Regions from separate parts of the Mus musculus genome. Here region 2 is linked to region 1. Evidence: chromatin loops called from intact Hi-C (ENCODE). Cell type or tissue: heart. All regions are shown on one strand. Links, peaks and the distances in the headings refer to the core of each region. The heading gives the core; the rest is flanking DNA.

Region 1 (5,328 bases), core at 1-5,000:
ACATGCAGTCCTGAAGGATGACCGGATTAGGAGTGAGGCCACCCAGGCCCCCGAGACCGAACGCATCCTCCTCGGCCGGGTTGCCCCACAGGTCGGCCTCCGGCAGCAGCATCTCCGTAGCCCAATTCGAAGGCTCCGGGCTGTGCTCTGGGAAGGCGCGGCTGGGCGACAACGGGGGCGTGGGCAGCAGCTCAAACTTCTTCCAGATGTCCTCCCCCGGTGGGGTCGAGTCGGGACCGCCGAAGTAGAAGTCATCTTCGTCCGGGTAGAAGCAGGGCTGCAGTGAGTCAAACTCGAGGTCTGGGTTCTTGCAGATCATCCCCGGCATGGTGGACGCGGTGCAGCTGGGCATGGGTTCGCCTCTCTTTTAATATCTCCGCTCTTTTTAATATGGGGGAGTGCTTCCTTCCCGTGGAGAGCAGCAGAGTCGCGCCAACCTCCAACTCTACAACCAATAGGCAAACCAAGAGAGAATGAGCCAAAGGGGTGGGTTGGTGGGGACAGGCAGTGGGAGCCCCCAATCTCTTCTGCAAGCTCCCCACAGCTCTGGAAGGTGGGAGAAAGTTGAGCGTCTCCCCTACTCCCTCCTTTTGTGTACAAGCTGTCTAAGACTGGGAGTGGGAGGGGGCTTGCAGATGCAGGGGGTGGTGTGGCTCTCTGCAACTTTGGAAACTGCCGTTTCATTCACACAAGGCACTGCCTGGGGGAGGGGGGCTGTTCAAGCTGCAGATCTCAGCTCTTACTAGCGCGACTACCCCACTTGCACTAGTTGCTTAAAGGAAGTCCTTGCTCTCTAGCCCAGCTACCAGGCATGGGATTGAAGTACCTTTCATTCCCCTTTTGCAGAAATGCGATCACGGGAGCGCAAACGCTAACGGGGTTCAGGAAACTTTATTAATTATTAAGGGCCTTTCTCCAGTCAGACCAACAACAGGCAATTACATACAACCCTCTCCACCTAGACCTAGAGCCTCAATCTTGGCAGATACCCTTGGTACTCATCGCTGCCTATACCTATACCCTTTCCATTCCCCTTCCTTCAGAGACCTCAACCTCTTCAACAGGCGGGGGGAAAGGCTGAACCCCATCCCTAGGAATGGTGCAGGGTCGCCGGCGAGAATCGCGTCTCCTAAGCCGGAGCAGCCGTGACCTACATTATCACTCAGGCACCTAGCTTCGCCTAACCCCTTTTCCTTCTTTCCCCGCGGCACCTTTTGGAGAACCCCAGCTTGGGGTGGGGACGCACCGGTTCCCAGTCACCTCACACTCAGACAAATCTTGTGGAGCCGGGCGAATTTCTTTTCGCTAAAGCTATTTCTCTGCCTGGGCCAGGGCTGTAAAAGGGATTAGGGCGGGTCTCTTCCAGCCAGGGTGCCTTCGGGTGCTGAATAGGCTTTTCAGGAAAAAAAAAAAAACAAAAAACCCAGATGGTTTTGTTTCGGAAGCAGACGCGGTGTGTTGCCCCCTTACCCCCTCCCCCAGAAAAGCCCGGCATATTTGGGTGCAGGGTGCGGAGCCGCGTCCAGGGGCTTGCCTAGCCGCAGCGCTCCGCCGTTCCCCGGGCGCTCGAAGCTTCGCAAGTACCGCTTCTTACCTCCCGCAGACTGCCGGGGATCCGGAGGCGACTCGGGGCTGGGGTCTCCGGGTGGGCTGAGGGAGCGGCGGCGGGAGGGGGTTGTCCTCCGGCGGCTGCAGTGTGTGCGCGCTTACGCCTGGCTAGCGCTCGTTCGGCTCCAACCCAGTTCCCAGGAGCCCCCCGCATCCACCCAGCGCGTCCAGACAGATGACTGTCACTGGCTGCGCTTTGAAGCTCGGGGGATATTATTAACTGAAAAAATCTGACACACCCGGGGGGCGGGGAGAGAAGGGGGCTGTGGCGCAGACGAGGGGGAGGGAGAAAGGCAGAGGCAAGAGGCTTTTCCCCGCCCTCTTGATTTCCATAAAAATCAGGGGAGGCGCCAAAGCCTTTCGCGCCAAAAGCCATTTGCTTTTCTCTTTTTTTCCGACTCTCTCTCTCTCTCTCTCTCTCTCTCCCTTCCCTCCTCCCCTCTTCTCCTCTCCCCCTCCTCCCCTCCTCTCCTCTCCCCCTCCGTCCCTCCCTCTCTCCCCCTCCCCCCTCTCGTTTTTCAGACTGCAAGCAGCAAAGCTGGGAAACCCGAGGAGTGCTTCCCCCTCCCTTTTGGACCCCCTGGCTTGCACCCGCTGCACTCCGTGTTTTTTTTTTTTTAAAGGTCGCTGGGTGTGTTCTGGGAATGGGAAAAGAGGTTTCTAGCCCAGTCCCTGCGTGGACTGCGCGCGAGTGTATGTTTGTGTGAAAGATGAGCTCCAGGCTAAAGTGGAACAAGGCCTGGTCGAGGGGCTGTTCGTGTGTGATCTCGAAGGAAGGCGACACAGGAGTGCAAAATGGGAGGCCGAGGACGCGCCCACGTAGAAACAGACCGCAGGAGGTTTCTAGTTTCAAATTGAAAGGAAGGGGCGCCCCCCTTGTTTGAAAATAAATAAGTGCGGGCTACGAGGGTGGCGCCTTACCGCTTTCTTCGGCCGAAGGCGACACCTCGCGGAGACCAAGCAGAAAGCGGAGCCGCACCGCCCAGCCTCGGAGCCCGAGTGGGGCCACCCCCGCGAGACAATTAGCGAATCCTTGCTACCGCGGAAGGGATTGTGAAACGCGTGGAGGGACGTCCCCTGAAGTCGCGCCCACCGTTCCCAACAAAAGCCTTTCCGAAGCCAGGGTTGAATTACGGACCGCTGCTTTCCTTGCCCAAATCACTGACTGCTCTGTATACCTCGAGTTCCTACGGATGGTGACATCAAGGAAAGCCATCATTAATTTGGCCTCTTTGTGTCCCATTTGCCTCACTTACGAGCTGGCGTGAACAGAGAGAGCGCGACATCTTATTTAGACTAGAGCAGGGTGCGTGTATTCTTTCCTCACAGCCGTGGGCACATTTCCCTCCCTCCCCATCCCACAGCGTCTCACTTCTGTCTAGGCAAGCATGCTAAAAGGTTTGTTTCCTAAATGTGGGGCTAAAAATAAATGCTCTTGCCCCACAAAACTTTCCAGGAGTAACCTGGGTCCCTGGGTGAAGCCCTTTTTCAACACACATTCTCAGTAGGGTGGGATTTATCCTTAAACCCTTAAGCTTGTTTGTGGGGAAGCGTCTCCATTTCCCTCTAAATTGAAAATGACACCCCTCATTCACCTCCAGCGAGGAAGAAGAGAATGCCTAGAGAGTCAAGGTCAAAATGTGTATTAGCATGTGTGAAAGTCTTCCCATCTGTCCCCGAATGCCTACATAATTCTGGGGACTGCGGCAGGTTCTAGGAAGTAGCCGTGAATGAGGGTGAGCCACCCTTCCAAGGCCTTTCTTATTGGGCTCACATATGTAAAACCCATTACCTTTGCAAAAGCCTTTAACACCCTCATTTTCACACCCCTGGCCTCTTCCAAACCGAGACCTCCCGCTGAATTCTCCCTCAAGATGCTGGCTCTCTGAAAACTTTGCCTCAGATTGTAATTATACATACACAGCAGGGGCTGTATGGTAAGTGTTCCTGGATGCCGCTGGAGGTAGGCTCCATTGAAAGGAACCCTTTTAGACAGCCAGATCTGGCAGGTTAGTTTTGTTTATTAGTGGCACAGTGGGGGAGAGATAGGTGTGGCTCCCAGAACCTTTTCTTTTTGTTGTTGCTTTGGGGGGGGGGGGAGGAGAGGTGTTTCTGTTTGTTTTTTGAGCCGAGGTCTCATATAGTCCAAGATGACCTTGAACTCTATTTTTATTGAGGAGGATGACCTTGAATTGATCCTCTTGCCATTACCCAAACTCTGGGACTACAGGTCTGTGCCACCACATCTGGCTTCTAGAATCTTCCTCAGAACTTCAGCAGCGGACACGTAAAGGACACTTTGACCAGCCTACTAGAACTCCCTCAAGCAGCAGGGGACTGGGAAAGTCGGCTAAGATGGCCTGGTTAGTTATGGATAAAGTTCTCTCTCCACACCTGTGCTCTTCACTCTGCTAAAAGATAAGATGTTTCAGAAAAGAGGGGACAGAGAGAAGGTGACCTGGTTACTTGCTCTATATGCCTCTGAGCAAATCGTTTATCTTCCTTGGACCTTAATCTCTAATCTCCGGCTCTTAATGCAAACCAGCAATTACTGAAATTACCAGCAAGTCTGAATCTGAAGGTTAGCAGAATGATAAAAGTCAGAAAGTATTTATTGGTACCTTCATTGGCAGGTGGAAAGATAAAAGGCTGTGCATAGAGAAAAATTACCTAATGCCCATTCTTGGTGGATTTGCCCAGAAACCCAACTATTCTTCTTACAAATAAATGTTGACGCACTCACTTCACGATTCCAAGGGGCACACACACAAATGAAAGGAGTCTTTGGTGGTCTTCGAAACCAAGACTTTGTTCACATCTTAAGACCCAATGTGGACCAGGACAACAGCTTCATGGACCTCACCTACACTAGAAAAAATAGACACACACCCAACAGGAATGGCTCCTTTAAGAATTAAAGAGTGGATCTGGTTTATAAATAAAATGATGGGGGGATGTTGCATTACTCTTCCTTCTTTCCTTCCTTCCTTCTTTCCTTCCTTCCTCCCTCCCTCCCTCCCTCCCTCCCTCCCTCCCTCCCTCCCTCCCTTCCTTCCTTCCTTCCTTCCTTCCTTCCTTCCTTCCTTCCTTCCTTCCTTCCTTCCTTCCTTCCTATATTTCTTTCTTTACCAAATGAAATAAATAAAGACAGCTCACAGGTACACAAACCCAGGAGGATTTAATCCATCATGGTTAGTAGACCAACAACCTCATCCAGCTTTTGGGTTTCTTCTGGGACTATTTTACTGAGTCCAAATTTCTCCTGCCCAAATAAAGGCACAGTCCCTTGTGGTACTGTACTCCAGCTCTCGTGAGGCTGAGGCAGGGAGTCCGAAGTCATCCTGGACTATACCACAAGACCCAGGCCCAACAAAATAAAGGACTTGTAATTTTTGCTTAAAATAGTTGAAAAATCCCTGGGACCCAGTTGGTAAGCTAGCTCAGGTGGTAAGGACCCTTTCCTCTATGTCTAACTGCCTGAGGCCCCATGCACGTGGTGGAAGGGGAGAAAAGACTCCTGCAAGTTGTTTGCTGATCTCTGCATGCATTCTGAGGCAAACAGGTCAACACATATACATACTAAAAAAAAAAAAAATCCTGCAGATTAATTGACTTTATTTTTTTAAAAAGTCGGGGATAGGGGAGGACGATGAGGAAGTATTGTATGAAAGAAAAAAAGACAGAGGAGGAAGAGGAGAAAAGAAAACTTATATTCTGCAT
Region 2 (5,368 bases), core at 189-5,188, 180 kb after region 1:
GTGCATTCTGGTTCTCTCCAGGATAATGGCTGTGCTCTGGCCAAGAGCTTCAGATGATCCGAGTGCTGATAAAATCCAGTGCAATGCGAACTGCCCCACTGGCCAAGTAGACTTCTGAATTGTCAGTGTGTTGGCCCTATGCATGTGTGAGAATTGCATGAACTACGGGTAGACCAGAGAGGCAGGCACTGACACTTGCAGGCAGGCACACCAAGGAGGAACCTGAGGATCGGGATGATTGGAGTTCGTGTAAAAGGATGAGATAGGAACAACAGTAAGTTTCCATCAGTTGAGCTACAACTTTCCAGGGAATATTACCAAATCACACCCCTGTTATACCAGGAGGGTCATGTGAAGCTATGTAGGTATCCTACATATGAGCACCTAAGTGCTCACATAGCTGTAGCCTGGGTCAAGTCTCAAATGTTTAAATGAAGGAATGCTTTCTTTAACATTAGTCATTTGCAGCTAATTCGCAGAGTGACCAGAGATGCCTACTTCACACACAGTTCTATACCACCTTTGCCTCTTCCAACTGATGGTCCTTAAATATAGGTCTACAGTTTGTATATAGAAAAAGTTGCTAATTTAATGGCTCCAGGAAGTACAGAGAAAGTAACTCACAGGGTGTTTCATCCACTGTCTTTCACGAAGCCCTAGGGCTCTGGCCAGCCATAGCATGCCTACACCTCTAGCAAAATGAAGCAGAGCCACACTACTGAAATGACACTCAACATGGCTAAGGTATACCTCTGAAAGCCTTTGCCTTACCATAAATGTATTCACACATACTCTCTTCTACATACTTGCCAAGAAGAATCCAGAGAAATTCAAGGGTCTCTATTTCACAGCATTCTTCACACCCATGCTTGCAATGAAAAGCCCAGGACGTTGCACAGATGCCCTAGTCTCTGAGATCCAGCTTTCACATCATCCAAAGGCAAAAGTCCAGGTACCTCTTAAAGATACAAGTACATATGAGTATACAAGTGCCCACAGAGCCATTGCCAGGATCGAGTCTCAAGTATTTAAATGAAAGAATGCCTTACTTAGCATTTGTCATTTCCACCTCCCAATAAAGAGCAGGAGGCACCAAATCTCTAAGAAGTCAAGAAAAGTGTGTCAAATTGCACTGGGACTATTTATAGAGCTGGACTTCAAGCCCAAATCTGCTTGTATGCAAAGGTGCCACTACCTCATAGTGTCCTTGGCATGTCTGTAAACTAACAGACATGTTAGCAGGTTTGCACCCCTAGTGACAGGGGCAGAGATGAGCTCACTAAATTGCTGACACAGCTGCTTCAATCATTGCTTCCAGGACCACTTTTTATTTGGAGAAACTGAGGCTGAGAGGGGGCAAATCATTAAGGATGTTAAGGAAGAGGATTGGGTGAGGAGCAGAGCTAGGACCGCTCGTCAGCCTAGTTGATGTCTTAACACCATTACATCATCTCACAGCCTCCCAGCGTTCTCGCTTGGGCTGCCTCTTTGTTGGCTGTTGACCTCTGCAGAGTGTGACATGTGAAATTGGAAACTGAATCATCTATTTGGCGAGGGATCCTGATCAACACTAGGCTAATCTTAGATTCCCTTACCATTATTCCTCCTAATATAGAACTAATGTTGGCAGGTGTTTTGTTTTTGTTTGATTTGACCAGAAAAAGAAAAGGAGGATCACAAAGGAGATGAAGTCATGGGGACAGCACCGATCTGGCCTTCTGCTGCTTTGCACGGCCTCAGGAAGTTCTGATAGGGTCAACGCCAGGAATCGCTTTGGGTTTTTCCAGATAATTGTGAAAGGTTTTTCTCCTCAGTAGATGCAGCCCCAAGCTTCCTGGCTGGAGACTAATAGAAGCAATCTAACTTGGGCTTTCTGAATCTCAAAGGCATAATAAATACTGTTAGATGGCAGGCACTAGGGGGCCAGGAGAAGACAGAGTCCAAATGGGCACCAACATCCCAATGTACGTGAATATTTATGGATCTCCCCAATTCAGCTTCCAGGCATGATTGCAAATGAAATCAGGTTGTTTGTCTCTGCCTGCCCCTGAAGGACATTGTCCCCGGGAGCCACCAGCACAGAGATTGTGAATGAGTTCCTGTCTTAGTCTGGGTTTCTATTGCTGTGATGAACCACCAGGACCAAAAAGCAGCTTGGGGAGGACAGGGTTTGGCTTACACTTCAACTAATCACCACAGGGAGTCAGGAGTCAGGACAGGAACTCAAACAGAGCAGGAACCAGGAGGTAGGAGCTGCGGAAGAGGCCATGGAGGGGTGCTGTTTACTGGTTTGCTCAACCTGCTTTCTTATAGAACCCAGGACCACCTGCCCAAGGAGGGCCCTCCCTCATCAATCACTAGTTTAAAAAATACCCTACAGCTGGATCTTATGAGGCATTTTTCTCAATTGAGATTTCCTCCTTTGAGATAATTCTAGCTTGTGTCAAGATTAAATAAAACCAACCAGCGTAGAATCTGAGAGTGATAATGAATATCAGAGCTTATTTTGCTTTGCTTTTGGGATAGGGTTTCATGACACCATTTTATCAGAGAATGACACAGCACTTATGATCCTCCTGCCCCCATGTCCTGTGTGCACTACCATACCTGCTTTATGTAATACTGGGAATGAACCCAGGGCTTTGTACATGCTAGGTAAGTATTCTACCAACTGAGCCTGGATCGGTAAGTATTACAATTTTAGAGGCTGTTCATTCCCTTTAAGGAAATCATGGTGTATCTGCAAGCCAACAGCTCTAGCTTCTCCAATGTCTGGGGTAGGATATCAGCAGAGACAAACTCATAGCTGCATGGCAACAATCCCACTCATGCCTTGTGCTAACTGAGTGACTGCGAGTGAGTCTATTCTTCCGTGCCTCGGTTTATAGATCTGCAAATCAGGTTGAAGTGCCTGCTTCGGAGAACAGTCAGGAGGGTGCAGTGAGGACTGAGGCCACTATCTTGACTTGGATCTAGTTATCAGGGCCTCCGTGAGGGTAGAAGAGACCTCGGGGCTCTGATCGTTGTGTCCTCTTTGCCATGTGTGTTGAGATCAGAGGGCAGTGTTGGAGGGCAGTCCTCACATTGCACCTTGCTTGAAACAAGGTCTCACAAAGAGCTTTGCAGACTTGGGAACTGCCAGGGCTATGGCTCCCTTGTTGGAATCTTCCAGAGAGAGCTGTGAGGGCTGATAATGGAATAAAGCCTCAGTTGGAAGACAGTCAGACTTGGGAGCTCCTGCCAGAGAACCTTTTCTGATCTTATGCCAGGAGGGTCACTCTTATGACCCTGTTTGTAGTTAGGAAATCAGAGGCTCATAGAGGCCGAGCTACTTTTCACAAAGTCATGAAGCTGTCTGCTAGGAACCAACGTAAGCATGGCACTTGTCTGCTTGTCTAAGAGCTAGGGTTTTTGTGAGGTAAGACTTCGGACCCCCATCTTCAAGGTTTCTCATGGACCTCTTTGGACAGATTCCATACCACGACTCTTTCTTCAGTTCATACCTATTTGTTAGCCTCCTCCCCAGAACTGGTCACTGGAGCTCTTGGAAGTCCAAGACAAGTCCAAGACAGGTCTTTAAAAACCACTGGATCCAAAACTCTTGTTTCCACAGGCTGGGAAACAGGCCAAAGCAGAGAAATACCTGAGGGAGAGAATGCTGAACGAAAAATACAGGAGTAGGAACTGCGAACACCAGTCTTGGCTTTGCTTATAAATGATGCAGTCTAAGGTGTCTATAGCCACACAATAAAGGCAGGGGAGAGGAGACATCACACGCACCTTCACAGCTGAGGAGTGGCAGGTATGCCATTGCTTCACACTGTGAGTGTCATCAGCAATGCATGTGGGTGGGATGGGGGGGGGGAGCTCCAGCTCTCTGCTCTTCCTTACCACACCCCCAGCTTGTGCCCCACACTGAGACACAAAGCGGAGGTTGCTTGGGTTTTACCTCTTTTTCCCTTGCCTGGGAGCGATTAGAAGAGAGATAACATTCCGGTGAAGGGGGTAGGGGATGCAGATGGAGTCTCATCTAGTCCCAGCCTGCGGGGCTTCTCTCTCAGCTGTCTGTCCATCATAGGAAGGCCCTGGCCCCCAGCCCTAGGAATGTAAGGAATCCCCCTCCCAAACTCCACTGTGCTTCTCTCCCCAAAGCATCTCCTCCCTCCAAGGCATCCATCAGCTCAGGCCTTTCTGGAATGCTCTTGCTCCTGGCACCGCCAGCCTCCGGAAGAGTCTCATGCTAATCCCTCAGAGCATCCATCACTCCTCTCAGGCTCTGCCTCGACCTGCCAAGGCCCAAGGCCGGACAGATGGTTGAAAGGACAGACAGCCTAGAGGGGCAGGAAGGTGGCCAAGCAGGACACACGGAGGGTGGGGGTGGGGCAAAAGCAGGGGGTGGGGCAGAGGGCTATTACTGAGCTCTCTGCCAAGCTGTAGACTTTCTGGAAATCATAACCTTGCTAAAGGAGGTTTGTGGGATGATGAGAAGGGTGAAGACAGGCTAGCACTGAGTACAATGTGAGACTTGAGAGACTGACACAGCCCTCACTCTATAAGAGCGGGGCATCCCTGACACTCAGGAGGAGGAGGGTTGGAGGGACTCAAAATGCTAATTGCCCTGACTTGATCATCACACATTATATGTATGCACCTCGGATCTCATGAAACCACGCCCTGTAACTATAAGAAAATGCACATGTTAACTGAGAGGTAGAAAGTTAAAAAGAACACGATGGGCTGAGGAGATTGGCTCAGTCTGTAAGAACCCTACGGTTTGAGCATGGTTGGTGTGTCAGACTCCAGGCTGCCCTTGGCACCCCTCCCTTCTGCCTGTCAGGGTATTTAATCCCAATGATGTATCCTTGTCAGGATACCTGTGTCTTCCATACTCACAAAAGTTTAATTATGTAGGAAGGCACTGTCAAAGCTGACACTTCCTGGCTGCCTGGTCATTAGCCACTCTCTGACTCTCTCTGAGCCTCTGTTTCATACTTTGTGAAATAAAGAGCTCTCCAAGGCCAACTAGTGATAACCTAAAGGCCTGTTCTTCAGGGCCACCATTCAGAAAGTTTAGACATCATCAGAAACAACAGAGGCATAGCAAGCCCTAAAGCAATGTGCTTCAAAAGATATTCTTGTCTCAGTTTCTTTCCAGAAATTGGACTCTATAATTTTCTTATGTGCATGGATATCATAGATGCAGAACTGTAAGGAAAATATAGCTCTTACCCTTTGCTCTTTACATCTGTGCTGAAAATCATTCAGCAAACACTTATCGAGCACGTCCTGTGCGTTGGGCACTGAGGCAGGAATTAGGAGCAGAATGGAAAGCGAGATAGTCCCTTTTCTAGAAGAGAGATTCATGAGT

The links. Hi-C counts contacts between places; a loop is a spot of excess contacts. Peaks named below come from ENCODE experiments on the same cell type or tissue, not always from the same donor. Only the 100,000 strongest peaks of a DNase experiment are listed, where the experiment ranks them.
Region 2: a loop joins it to region 1, with 4 times the contacts of the local background. A loop is called at or near these places in 4 of 42 quality-filtered maps.

The regions. Positions count from the first base shown.
Region 1 is chr12:12,940,042-12,945,369 of GRCm38, forward strand. It overlaps Mycn (v-myc avian myelocytomatosis viral related oncogene, neuroblastoma derived), which reads right to left and starts at 1,795. Exons shown (of 3, transcript NM_008709.3): 1 at 1,595-1,795; 2 at 1-445. The coding sequence starts at 352. RefSeq lists an enhancer at 2,566-2,594. In heart, for the core only: a CTCF peak has its summit at 2,555; DNase peaks (open chromatin) are centred at 220, 430, 1,810 and 2,410; H3K4me3 peaks cover 3,284 bases; H3K27ac peaks cover 3,799 bases.
Region 2 is chr12:13,116,618-13,121,985 of GRCm38, forward strand. Gm35298 (a long non-coding RNA gene) reads left to right here. Exons shown (of 5, transcript XR_381278.2): 5 at 1-118. Among named protein-coding and RNA genes, the nearest start is that of Gm35350, 16 kb to the left of the region's middle. In heart, for the core only: a CTCF peak has its summit at 2,166; a DNase peak (open chromatin) is centred at 1,594; H3K27ac peaks cover 2,486 bases.